2 separate regions of the Homo sapiens genome follow, and region 2 is linked to region 1. A link is a contact called in ENCODE Hi-C or POLR2A ChIA-PET data. All regions are on one chromosome and are shown on one strand. Each heading gives the region's core, a stretch centred on a gene start or an enhancer-like site at or near the end of the contact. The rest is flanking DNA. Distances are from core to core; before and after follow the strand shown. Region 1 overlaps LCLAT1 (lysocardiolipin acyltransferase 1). Region 2 has its middle 120 kb from the start of CAPN13.

Region 1 (5,267 bases), core at 2,061-4,560:
TGTTAGCATAATCTCAGATTTCTTGGTTGGAAGAATTTTTATCACATAGCAAATAACTTGACAGTTGTTTATTTTTAGAGATGACAAATCAGTATTTTGCACTGACTCTGTGAATTTCATTTATACATTTCCATGTACTGTAAATTTATACCCTTATTTTTGGGGCACACTAAAATTAGCCCTTTTTAAAAAAGCTCTGGCTTATTTTGGCACCACTACCTTATTAGCCCAGACCCGTGGGCTACATTGTTTAACCTGCTGAACCCCATGTTTTTTCTTTGTAAAATTGGAAAGACACCTCCCTCCCAGGGGTGGTGAGATTGTCTAGTGAAGCAAGACAGTTGCAGTAATGTCAGGCACACATGTGGAGGTAGATACTCAGTAAATTTTGTCTCCCTCCCTCCTAAGATTGAAATGGTTGTGAGCAGAGACTTAAAGTAGACTTTCTTATTATTTAATGTAGACTTTCATATAGTGAAACTCAAGGAAATTTGTAAGGCAGTAACTTTTGTAAAGTCTGACTTTGTTATAACTTGGATTTTAAAATGTTGATATATCAATATAACTTAGTGATGTTTTTAAAAATAAATTGGCAACTGTTTCATGAGAATGTACATAAAAAACTGAACAATCAAAGGACTGAAGTATTTCTACAAAGTCATTTTATTTCATGAGCTAAAAACTGTGGCATTGAAAGCAAATGAAGTCCGGGAGGAATATTGTTATACCAAGCATGTTCTAGATCATGCTGTTAAAGAAGTGCAGTTAAATTTTTTTAACTGACTTTTTTTCTTTTGGCATACATCAGTAAATGTTAATATGTGTGTAGTTGTGTAACCCCCAACTGTAGTCAAGATACAGAACAGCTCTGTCACTCTAGAAAACTCCTTGTGCTATCCCTTTACTGCCACATTCTCTCCCTAACCCCTAGCAACCACTGATCTTTTTTCTATTTCTTTATGGACTAGAATAATGGGGGCTATCAAATCAGATGAATATCTTAAATATGATACCAATATAAAGATAAAATATTGAAATATCAAATAAGGTAGTGGTCATGAAAGTTCTTAGTACATAGAGGCATTAGTTATTTAAAAAATAGTTTTGACTGGGCGAAGTGGCTCATGCCTATAACCCAACAATTTCAGAGGCCGAGGTGGTAGGATCTCTTGAGGTCAGGCGTTCAAGACCAGCCTGGTCAACATAGTGAGATCCTCCCATCTCTACAGTCAGTCCAATAACTAAATAACCAACTAAGTAATTAAAAATAAATAAATAATAAATAAAATAGAAGAATAAAAAAATAATTGGCCAGGTTATGATGGTGTGTGCCTGTTGTCACAGCTGTTCAGGATGATGAGGCAGGAGGATCACTTGACTCCAGGAGTTTGAGGTTGCAGTAAGCTATGACTGTGCCACTGCACTCCAGCCTGGGCGACAGAGTGAGACCCTGTCTTAAAACCAAAAAACAAAAAGACCAAAACCAAAAACAAAATAGTTTCATATATAATATGAAGTCAGTGGGTGAAGTTTAGCAGAACTCTTCCACAAAGTCAAGTTTGTGTGAACTTCGACAGCTTTTTTCTTCAGAGGCTTTTAGGCTTATTTTTGAAAGACTTGTTTCACATGGTCCCGATAGCTGGAAATCCCTGTGTTGTCTTTTAACTTCATATTCTTCGTAAGTGAAAGTGGACAATAATATCTATCTTGAAAGGTTATGATTATTAAATGCTATGATATACAAAAATATAAACCTATATTTTTGCATACATACATGCATACACACACGCATACGTGCATACACACATGCATACGTGCATACATGTATGCATGCACGTATGTGTGTATGCATACATGTATGTAAGTGTGTGTATGGGGATGCCTAACCTATAGTAGGCATTCTTTTACTTTTTTTTTTTTTAAACGTCTGCAGTAGCTTTGGAATCTTGGCTTGCTCAAGGGATGCCATGTCTTCTTAATTTCTGTATGCTGTCCCCTGCTCATGGAAAAATTGATCAGTTGATCCTCAAAGCTTCATCTTTCTGTTTTAATCATTTTTAATTTTTTTTTTTTTGAAATTTATCACTGATTTTTCTGTTTGGGGGGTGGAGGGAAGTATAGTAAATCTATATATTTATCTTAATGATTCCAGGTTCGTTTCACGATATAACCATTTCATGAAGTGTGATTTTTTTTTTTTTTTAATTTTTGAAATTGATCATTGGGACATATGGGCTGAATCTTTGCCAGTCCCAGAGCTTCCTTTTGAACTTGTGTTTGTCAGTTCCTATTATAAGATTGATTTTGCTTTTGACATTTTAATCTTTTCTTAAAAGTAAAGTACACAGTGTTCTGATATATAACATTTTAGGCAGTAAGATGTAATTGCTTTCCTACGAATTTAATTATTTAATCAAGTGCAGAAACAGATTTAGGATTTTTTGTTCTTGCCCACAAATCATTATGTACATTCTGTTTATCGGTGTTCTTTGTCTCATTATTTGTGTTCAAAATATTCATAGAATCAGTAAATTATGGAACTGGAAAGGACCTTCAAGATCATCTAGTCTATTAATGTTTAATTCTCTCTAATCCAAAGCCCCCCTTTCATAATAAATATTTCTAATACTCTCCTTAGTGTCCTGAAATGAAATTCCTAATGAAAATTTTTACCCCATAAGTAAAATGAATCAATATAGTAATAATTCTCTAATTGCAATATAAAGGAAAAATAAAAGGAGTATAATTTAAAATACAGTATAAGATATGATTATGCTAGAAGATTAAAAAAAAGAAGAAGAAGAAAGAAAAAGCACCAACAGATTTCCAAAATGCTCTTAGAGGGGTAGTGCCATTTTGTTGAGAACCACCAATGGAGCCTCAATCTTCTCATTTCATAGGTAAAGAAAGTAAGGGTGGGGGTGAAAGGGCAGAGGAGAGGGTGTTGGATGGATTACACAGGTGTGGTTGTTAGTAGAGTGTGAGTCCTGGAGTATAAGTCTAAGCAGTCAGTAGGTATCAAACTTCTTTGCCTCATGGTTTTTCTAAAGATTTACATGAAAACATTTTTTGTTTTTTGATGAGGTAGGTGGTTATGTATTATTCTTGACTTCTTTGCTGTGGAGATACAGATAATATATTGGGGTCTGTATTAGTCTGTTCTTGCGTTGCTATAAAAAACTATCTGAGACTGGGTAATTTATAAAGAAAAGAGGTTTAATTGGCTCATGGTGCCACAGGCTGTACAGGAAGCTTGGCTGGGGAGGCCTCAGGAAACTTATAATGGTGGCAGAAGGCAAAGGGGAAGCTGGATTGCCTTACATGGCTAGAGCAGGAGGAAGAGAAAGGGGGAAGTGCTACATATTTTTATAAACAACGAGATCTCATGAGAACTTACTCACTATTATGAGAACAGCAAGGGGGAAATCTGCCTCCATGATCCAGTCACCTCCCACCAGGCCCCTCTTCCAACATTGGGGATTGCAATTCAACATGAGATTTGGGTGGGGACACAGACCCAAACCATATCTGAATCCCTCTTTCTGAATTAGTTGGTTGGGGGAATCCTGTAGGGTAGTGCCAGCTCACTGTACCTTTCGCCTCTGATTCTGCCCTTGGCACAGAGTAGCCTCTCAGTTAGTGGAGTTTCTGGGCGTCTTTCTTCCGGGTACTGTATAGGTGGTGGACATGTGGATATGTGTGTGATAACTAGAGGACGTTCAGTAGGCTCAGAGATATCTCCAGTGCTTCCATTATCTGGCTTTATGACCTTGGGCACAAACCCATTTTTTCATCTGTAAAATTCCTACCTTTTCTTATAGGTTGCCAGAAAGGTCAAATGAGAGTGTAATGGAAAGTGATTTGTAAACTCTGTGTAAATGTGTCATATGCAGATGCAATGGATTAGTGTTAAGCCTAGCATCCTCCCTCTCTAGAGTTATAAAGATATTATGGTCCTATTTTTTATTATTAAAAATGCTTATCTGAATCTCATTTCAGTTCCTTGAACCTAACAAGCACGTACCTGCCCAGGGATGCGGGATACCATATACACTGTGCTTTCTTCAGCCCTGTCTCCACCTAGGCAGTGCCCAGCAAACCCACAAATAAAAGCCCAAAATCAAAACAAAACTTCTCTACTTTAGCTCTGCTACTGTTATTATTTCTGGCCTTTCTGGAAGAGCATACAACTCTTGTTATAGCTTTCATAGCCTTTATTACAATGTCAGTATTTACTTATTTCAGAATTAGATTCCCCTGCTAAGTTTCATGAGACTTCTGTGATCTGCTTTATGTGCTTGTGTATGAAGGTAAAAGTATTCTTTGCAAAATATAGTAAAACTGATACTTAGGGAAGATGCCCTGTGTATACCCTCTAGACTCAGCATTTTCTGATATAAACCGAAGTGCTTGGAGTAAACACAATACAAGGCAACCCTAATACCAGCTCAAGTTCCTTTTTACTTTCATCCCACTAACTCATTTAATTTCTTGGAGAAGTGCCATCCCCAATAACTTCTAGAATGTTGCTTTTGTAATTATTAATTATGTGGAATTTTCGTAGCTTAACTTTATAAATATTTCTTAGCCTTTACACTGAATTGCTTTTTTATCAGGATTCTAGGTATAATCAAGGATAAAAATCTTTTAGAGAAAAACTGAGTTTTTATTAAAAATGTTAGACTTTGCATTAATAACTATTTTTGTGCCATTTTGTTAAATATCTGAAAAACATTTTACTCTTTTGTAAATAATTTTTGTTTTAAATAAATTGTAATTTACTCATTTGTAGCAGCCTCTGACAGATTTTTTTCTCATTCACTTTTGGACTTAATGCTTTTGCTTAAGTTTAGTGACTAGATTTCTCATTGTTGATTCTCTGAATAGTTACTTTTAAAACTTTCTTTACATTCATAATCTAGGCCTCATTAATTTAAACTGAGCTTTGCTTTGTTGGTCTTCTTGTTACTTTGTTTCTTATTATTTTTTAATGCATTGTCAGCCATACTCTTCATCACCTCATTTCAGCGATGCCAATAACTTAGGGTATTCATATTAGTAGATAACTGTCACTGTGATACAATTTTGAACAATATATGGTATTTTTCTCTGCCTGCACCATGGAGTCCTCCTTTCTTACATAGCCTGGAATTTGCTACACAAATGTAAAGTTGTTTATTGGAAACCGTTCAGGATTTGGAGTTAAATGGATGTAGGTTTAAATCCTGACTCTGCTGCTTGCCAGTTATATGGTCTAGATGAAGCAG
Region 2 (5,267 bases), core at 1,685-4,184, 190 kb after region 1:
CAGCCACTTCAGCATATTGACAGAGAGCTTGTTTGCTCTTCATAGTAACCTCTGGCTGTGCTGTAGGCAGGTCAGGCTTCTAAATGGCAGTTTACTGAGGAGGACTCCTGGGCTGAGATTGTGTGGCGGCACCCAAGTCTTCCAGCCAGCAGGTGGCAGAACAGGGATCTCTGAATCCCTAATGCTGGAAAGTCTGGGGCTCCATTCTGATCCAGCAAATCACCATGTTTAGCCCACAGTGCAGCCCCCTCCTTAACCTTCTGCCCCAAACCCATTTGCCAGTTCTTGATGGCAACAATAGGAAAAGTAGGCTTCCAGGCAGGACTGATCCAAGAGACAGCTCTGATTTAAACCCAGGAGTGGGTTAGGTTTTGTAGCACCTGCAGCTCATACAATTTTGAAGTGCCTCTTTAAGAAAAAAAAAAAAAAAAAAGCAAACGTATGCTACTTTTGCAAACTTTACAGAAAACACAGGACCGTGCAGGTAAGGGGTCTTGACGCTTATGCTTTGTTAGCTTCTGGGTAAATCTGCTTCCACTTAAACACACTAAGGACAATTGAGGGCAGGCAGAGGCTTGGGTCACTGTTCCCTCTTGCTCACATTTTGCCTGGCACAGGTGCAAAATTACGGTACCATCGCATTTGAAAACAGCAGTTACCCCAAGCAGTTATCCCTCAAGGCCCTTTATAAATGTCAAGCTAATTATTAGATGATTAGATAATAGCTACAGTGTGTGCCGTCTGGGTGAGCTGTGGCTGCTGCTACCAAAACACCCTGAGAATGCCAAGTGACATGTTTGGAAAGGATTGGAAGGACTAAGAGTTCCAGGCCTGGACGGTGAAAACAAGCCTGGAGGTGGTCTCCAATGGGGAGATGCCTTAGAGGGAAAGGATGAGGAGGGCAGAGGCTGTGGCAGGTGCAAACATCTTCCCCAGAGAAAGGGCTCAGGTAGCAACAGCCACTTACTGAGCATTTGCTGGGTCAGGCTAAGCTCTTTACATGCATTTTTTCGTTTAACTCAAAACAACCTTTAAATGTGGGAAATTGTATTATTCCTAATTACCAGGTGAAAGTGGAGGCTGGACGGCACACACCACTAGTAAGCGGTGGAAAAGTATTTGAACTTAGAGCTTTCTAAGCCCATGTTTTTAACTCCTGAGCTGCTGGTGAGAGCCCTCTGGGCTAGGAACCCCTCTCTCTCCTGGTCTTTTTCTTTTTTCGAGATGGAGTTTTTGCTCTTTTCGCCCAGGCTGGAGTACAGTGGTGCAATCTCGGTTTATTGCAACCTCCGCCTCCCTGGTTCAAGTGATTGTCCTGCCTCAGCCTCCTGAGTAGCTGGGACTACAGGCGCCCACCACCACGCCTGGCTAACTTTTGTATTTTTAGTAGAGATGGGGTTTCACCCTGTTGGGCAGGATGGTCTTGATCTCCTGACCTTGTGATCTGCCTGCCTTGGCCTCCCAAAGTGCTGGGATTATAGGCATGAGCCACTGCGCCCAGCCTTCTCCTGGTCTTTTTCAGGAATGCATGGGAGGACTCATTCTGGGATCATAAATGACATCCCCCAAATTCTACCCCAGATCTGCCTACAGTCAAGCTTGAGGCCTTGTGGGCCTAGAACCAGGGCATCCTGGACTTCCGATGGGCAGGGCTGTATAGGAAGTTATGCCACCAACGAGGTGGTCCTGGACAGGGGCTGCATTAGGTCCATGATTTGCAAATGTGCTCTGTGGAAACTGAGGAAGTCCATGGAGCTTTTTTGGAAGCGGGGAAGAGCAGGACGGCATCTAATGAAAGGGCTCGGTAGGCAGGGTAAGGAAGCTCCAAGGACCCCCTGCCCCCAAATTCTACCAGAGCAGTCCCACCTTTATATGATGTCACGCTGGCCTTCCTGAAACACTCTTTTTTTTTTTTTTTTTTTTTTTTTTGGAAACGGAGTCTCACTCTGTCACCCAGGCTGGAGTGCAGTGCTGCGATCTTGGCTCACTGCAATCTCTGCCTCCCAGGTTCAAGTGATTCTCCTGCTTCAGCCTCCTGAGTAGCTGGGACTACAGGTGTATGCCACCAGGCCCGGCAAAATTTTGTATTTTTAGTAGGGATGGGGTTTCACCATGTTGGCCAGGCTAGTCTCAAACTCCAGACCTCAAGTGATCCACCTGCCTCAGCCTCCCAAAGTGCTGGGATTACAGGTGTGAGCCACCGCGCCCAGCCCCTGAAAAACTTTTTTTGAACAAAGGGATCTGCACCCCCAAAATGTATGCAGGCCAACCTAGGTCCTTCCAGCCCTGCCCCCACACTGGCTGGTTGGGAGCATTGTTCAAGGTTATGCCAGTAGAGCAGCCCCTCTCTTCCTCGTTAAGGCAGCCTGGTGAAGCTTTGAATCCCTCCTCAGAGCTATATTTTTAAATGCATGAAACAGAAGACATAGGATAACACCAATTACATTGAAATACAGTTATCACAATATTTTTATAGAAGCTAAAATTTTTGATATCACATCACAGATTCTTGTTAACACGACAAACAAGATCTAGTGACAGATCTCGCAACCCCCATAATTCTGAAGCAGTGATTAGCTTAAACAATAATTTCAGATATCGTAACAAATGCAGTGATATGAAATGTAACTTTGATTTCTACTGGCAAGTCGCAGATGCTGCTAAAATGTCTGAGGCCTGTTGACTACATTCAGAAGAGCAGGAGATACTCAATTTCAGTGGAAGGTTAGTGAAAATAAGGATATAAATTTTTTCCCCATTCAAGTTCACAGACCCTTCGAATTCTCTCCACAGCCCCACCGCCCCTGTTGTAAATCCATCAGCACAGTATGCTAGCCATTCGGGTCATTACTGCTAATTATAGCTGTTGTTAGTATTTGCTTCAGGCACAGCTGGCACCATGGCCTGGCTGGTCCCAGCTTCACTCATTCCCTGCTCTCAGTCCTAGTGACTAGCGAGGGAAACGTGTCTGCACAGCTTTTCTCCCTGGATGGAAGCCGAGTGCCTCTGGCCTGGAGCCTGTCCCTCAACCTGTCCCTCCACCAGGGAAAGCTGCAAAAGGGAGTCTGTGGCCTTTCCATCCTGGGTCTGTGGGAGTTCATCAGAGCAGAGGGTGGGCTCCTGACCCAGCCTGTCCTCATGGGAGTGCTGCAAGCTGACACCTAAGAGAGAACTGCCTGATTCCTAGGGTGACCTACCCTGTCAACAGAGGAGGGTGTCTCTGTTGCAAAGGCCTGGGAGGAGGTGGCCGGCAGAGCTTCAGAGAGCCATTCTGGGGTAAGCAGCTTATTTTTCCCTCCCTGCAATGGCTTGTTTTCAGACTCATTCACAGAATGCCCCAGAGGCTATGAGACCAAGGAAAGGGTGACACTTTTCCCCTGCACCTATGGTGGAATGGGCACAGAGGAGAACAAGGCTCGTGTGCCTCCCTACTTCTCAGGAAGGAAACTGCCTGTCATCATTGTTTGCAATTTCTCAGACACCACACAGTGGTGCCAGGTCCCTGTTGGGTGGCCCACCGTTTGAAGGGCTCCTGGCTCAGACTGGAAAATGGAGAAGGCAGGGTAGGGTCGGATGAGCCCAGACAGAGCCAAGAAGGTCAGGGCTGGCAGAGACCTCAGGGGACATGTGACCCTCCTGCCTCATCGCCAGGTGAGGAGCTGGAAGCCGGGTCCCAGTGGGTCAGGCCAGAGCCAAATATCAGCCTTTGTCACCTCTCCTGTGGCCTGATCAGTCAGTGCCTTACAGCCTCTCTGGTGGGATCCCTCATCCCTCCTGGTGACGGGGTGGGGAGAGGACAGACATTCAGCCTGCCAGATCCTGATTTCCTCATTGGTAAAATGGGAAAATGATCATCTGTCCCTCAAAGGTTGGCAGGAGGCCTTCATCTCTTACTAAGTGCCCAGCACAAAGATAACAATAAAATCACAAATAAGAGGTCCCTGCCCCTCTCCCCTTCTGTGCTGAGTTCATCTGGAATCCCCAAGGCCCAGCCTCAGGCCTGGTGCTCAGTGGGAACTTAAAGAATCCCTGTTAAAATAAAGATGGATGGCTCTGACCTCCAAATGCCAAGACCGGGCTGTTTGCAAATCTAAAGGCTCCTAGGCAGCAGTGGGAGGAATTTGAGCAGAAACATGGAACAGCATGTCCAAGGACATAAATTCCAAGTTATTTTTGTTGGGAAATCTGAAGAAAATAATTCCATCCACATTCCCCACGTCGGAACTGTTCTCCCAGGTTGGCTTCAGCAGCGGCCCATTCCAGCCACCCCTCCTTCCTGCAGGCAGAGGTGAGGCCCTAGGAGGGAGCAGGGCAGGCCAAGTACCCTATTCGGGAGAAGGTGTCCCTGGATCATTGCCTTGGCTTGGGAAGATGATGGCACCAGGTGGCAGGGGCTGAGCCACAGGTAGTGGATGGAAAGGGCCTGTCATCTGGGCAGAAACTCAGACCCTGAGGGTCCATGTCCTTAATGAGGGGGGAATGGGGCTGGGAGGTGCCCACGTCACCAGGAAGCATTTCTGATGCTCCCCCTACTACAGGGCTCTCACTTAGCACAGTTTAAACCCAATTTATTCCAAAGTTATATGACTAAAACATCTTTCAGCTTGCCCCCTGTTAAATGTATATTGTATTCATTTACAAATTATTTGACGTAAATTACTGTACAGATCTGTGTATTATACACATTAAAACTTTTAAAAAAGAAAAGCATGGAAAAGTGAAAGGATATAAATAAATGTAAACAGAGCATCCACATTTTGATCCTGCATTGGGAACAAATGAATTTGGTGGACATGCCCCACTCTGGAGACCCCCGGTATAAACTACGCTTGCTTTCATTGCTCTTCTGTTTCTTTGTATCTTGCTTATTTGTTGGTTCAATTTAGTGAGAGCCTCTCCTGCCAGGCAGGGTGGGTATCTTGTTTTTCCACCTGGTTTATAAAGTTGCTAAAACACCAGAACATTAATGCTTTGGGCAGCACATTGTACACAGCTGGTGCCTCATAAAGGCAGTGAACCCCTCCTGAACACCTCCTTTAGTCCAGCTTCGTGGCAGTCCTTAGGGTTTCCAAAAATAAGACCTGCTTCCCACCCTCACGATGCTCACGATCCCGGGGAGAGACAGGCTCACAGAGACCACACTTCTGCCAATGCCCTGCATGTCAGGGAAGAGCTGTGTACACCCTTTGGGGATACTGAGGAAGGAGCAGTAATCACATTGGGGGTGCAAGAGGGGCACCACACAGAGCTGTCTGAGTTGGGCGTGA

What was found. A loop is a pair of places that touch in the nucleus more often than their neighbours do. ChIA-PET counts read pairs that join two places held with the same protein, here RNA polymerase II (POLR2A). Pooled maps may share reads with other maps.
Region 2: a map of CD8-positive, alpha-beta T cell shows a loop between it and region 1 (7-fold over the local background). The contact joins two enhancer-like sites. A Hi-C loop is called at or near these places in 13 of 168 maps with a recorded cell type or tissue (CD4-positive, alpha-beta memory T cell, CD8-positive, alpha-beta T cell, aorta and 7 more), 8 of 37 single-sample maps with no recorded cell type and 13 of 50 pooled maps. POLR2A ChIA-PET finds 5 or more read pairs at or near these places in 1 of 52 experiments (OCI-LY7).

What each region holds. Positions count from the first base shown.
Region 1 is chr2:30,492,766-30,498,032 of GRCh38, forward strand. The region is part of intron 1 of LCLAT1 (lysocardiolipin acyltransferase 1); the gene reads left to right. Among named protein-coding and RNA genes, the nearest start is that of LCLAT1, 48 kb to the left of the region's middle. Within about 2 kb of position 3,311, at least 2 of the 41 ENCODE cell types and tissues checked have a DNase peak (open chromatin) inside an H3K27ac peak, as active enhancers do.
Region 2 is chr2:30,686,102-30,691,368 of GRCh38, forward strand. No RefSeq gene overlaps it. Among named protein-coding and RNA genes, the nearest start is that of CAPN13, 120 kb to the right of the region's middle. Within about 2 kb of position 2,935, at least 11 of the 41 ENCODE cell types and tissues checked have a DNase peak (open chromatin) inside an H3K27ac peak, as active enhancers do.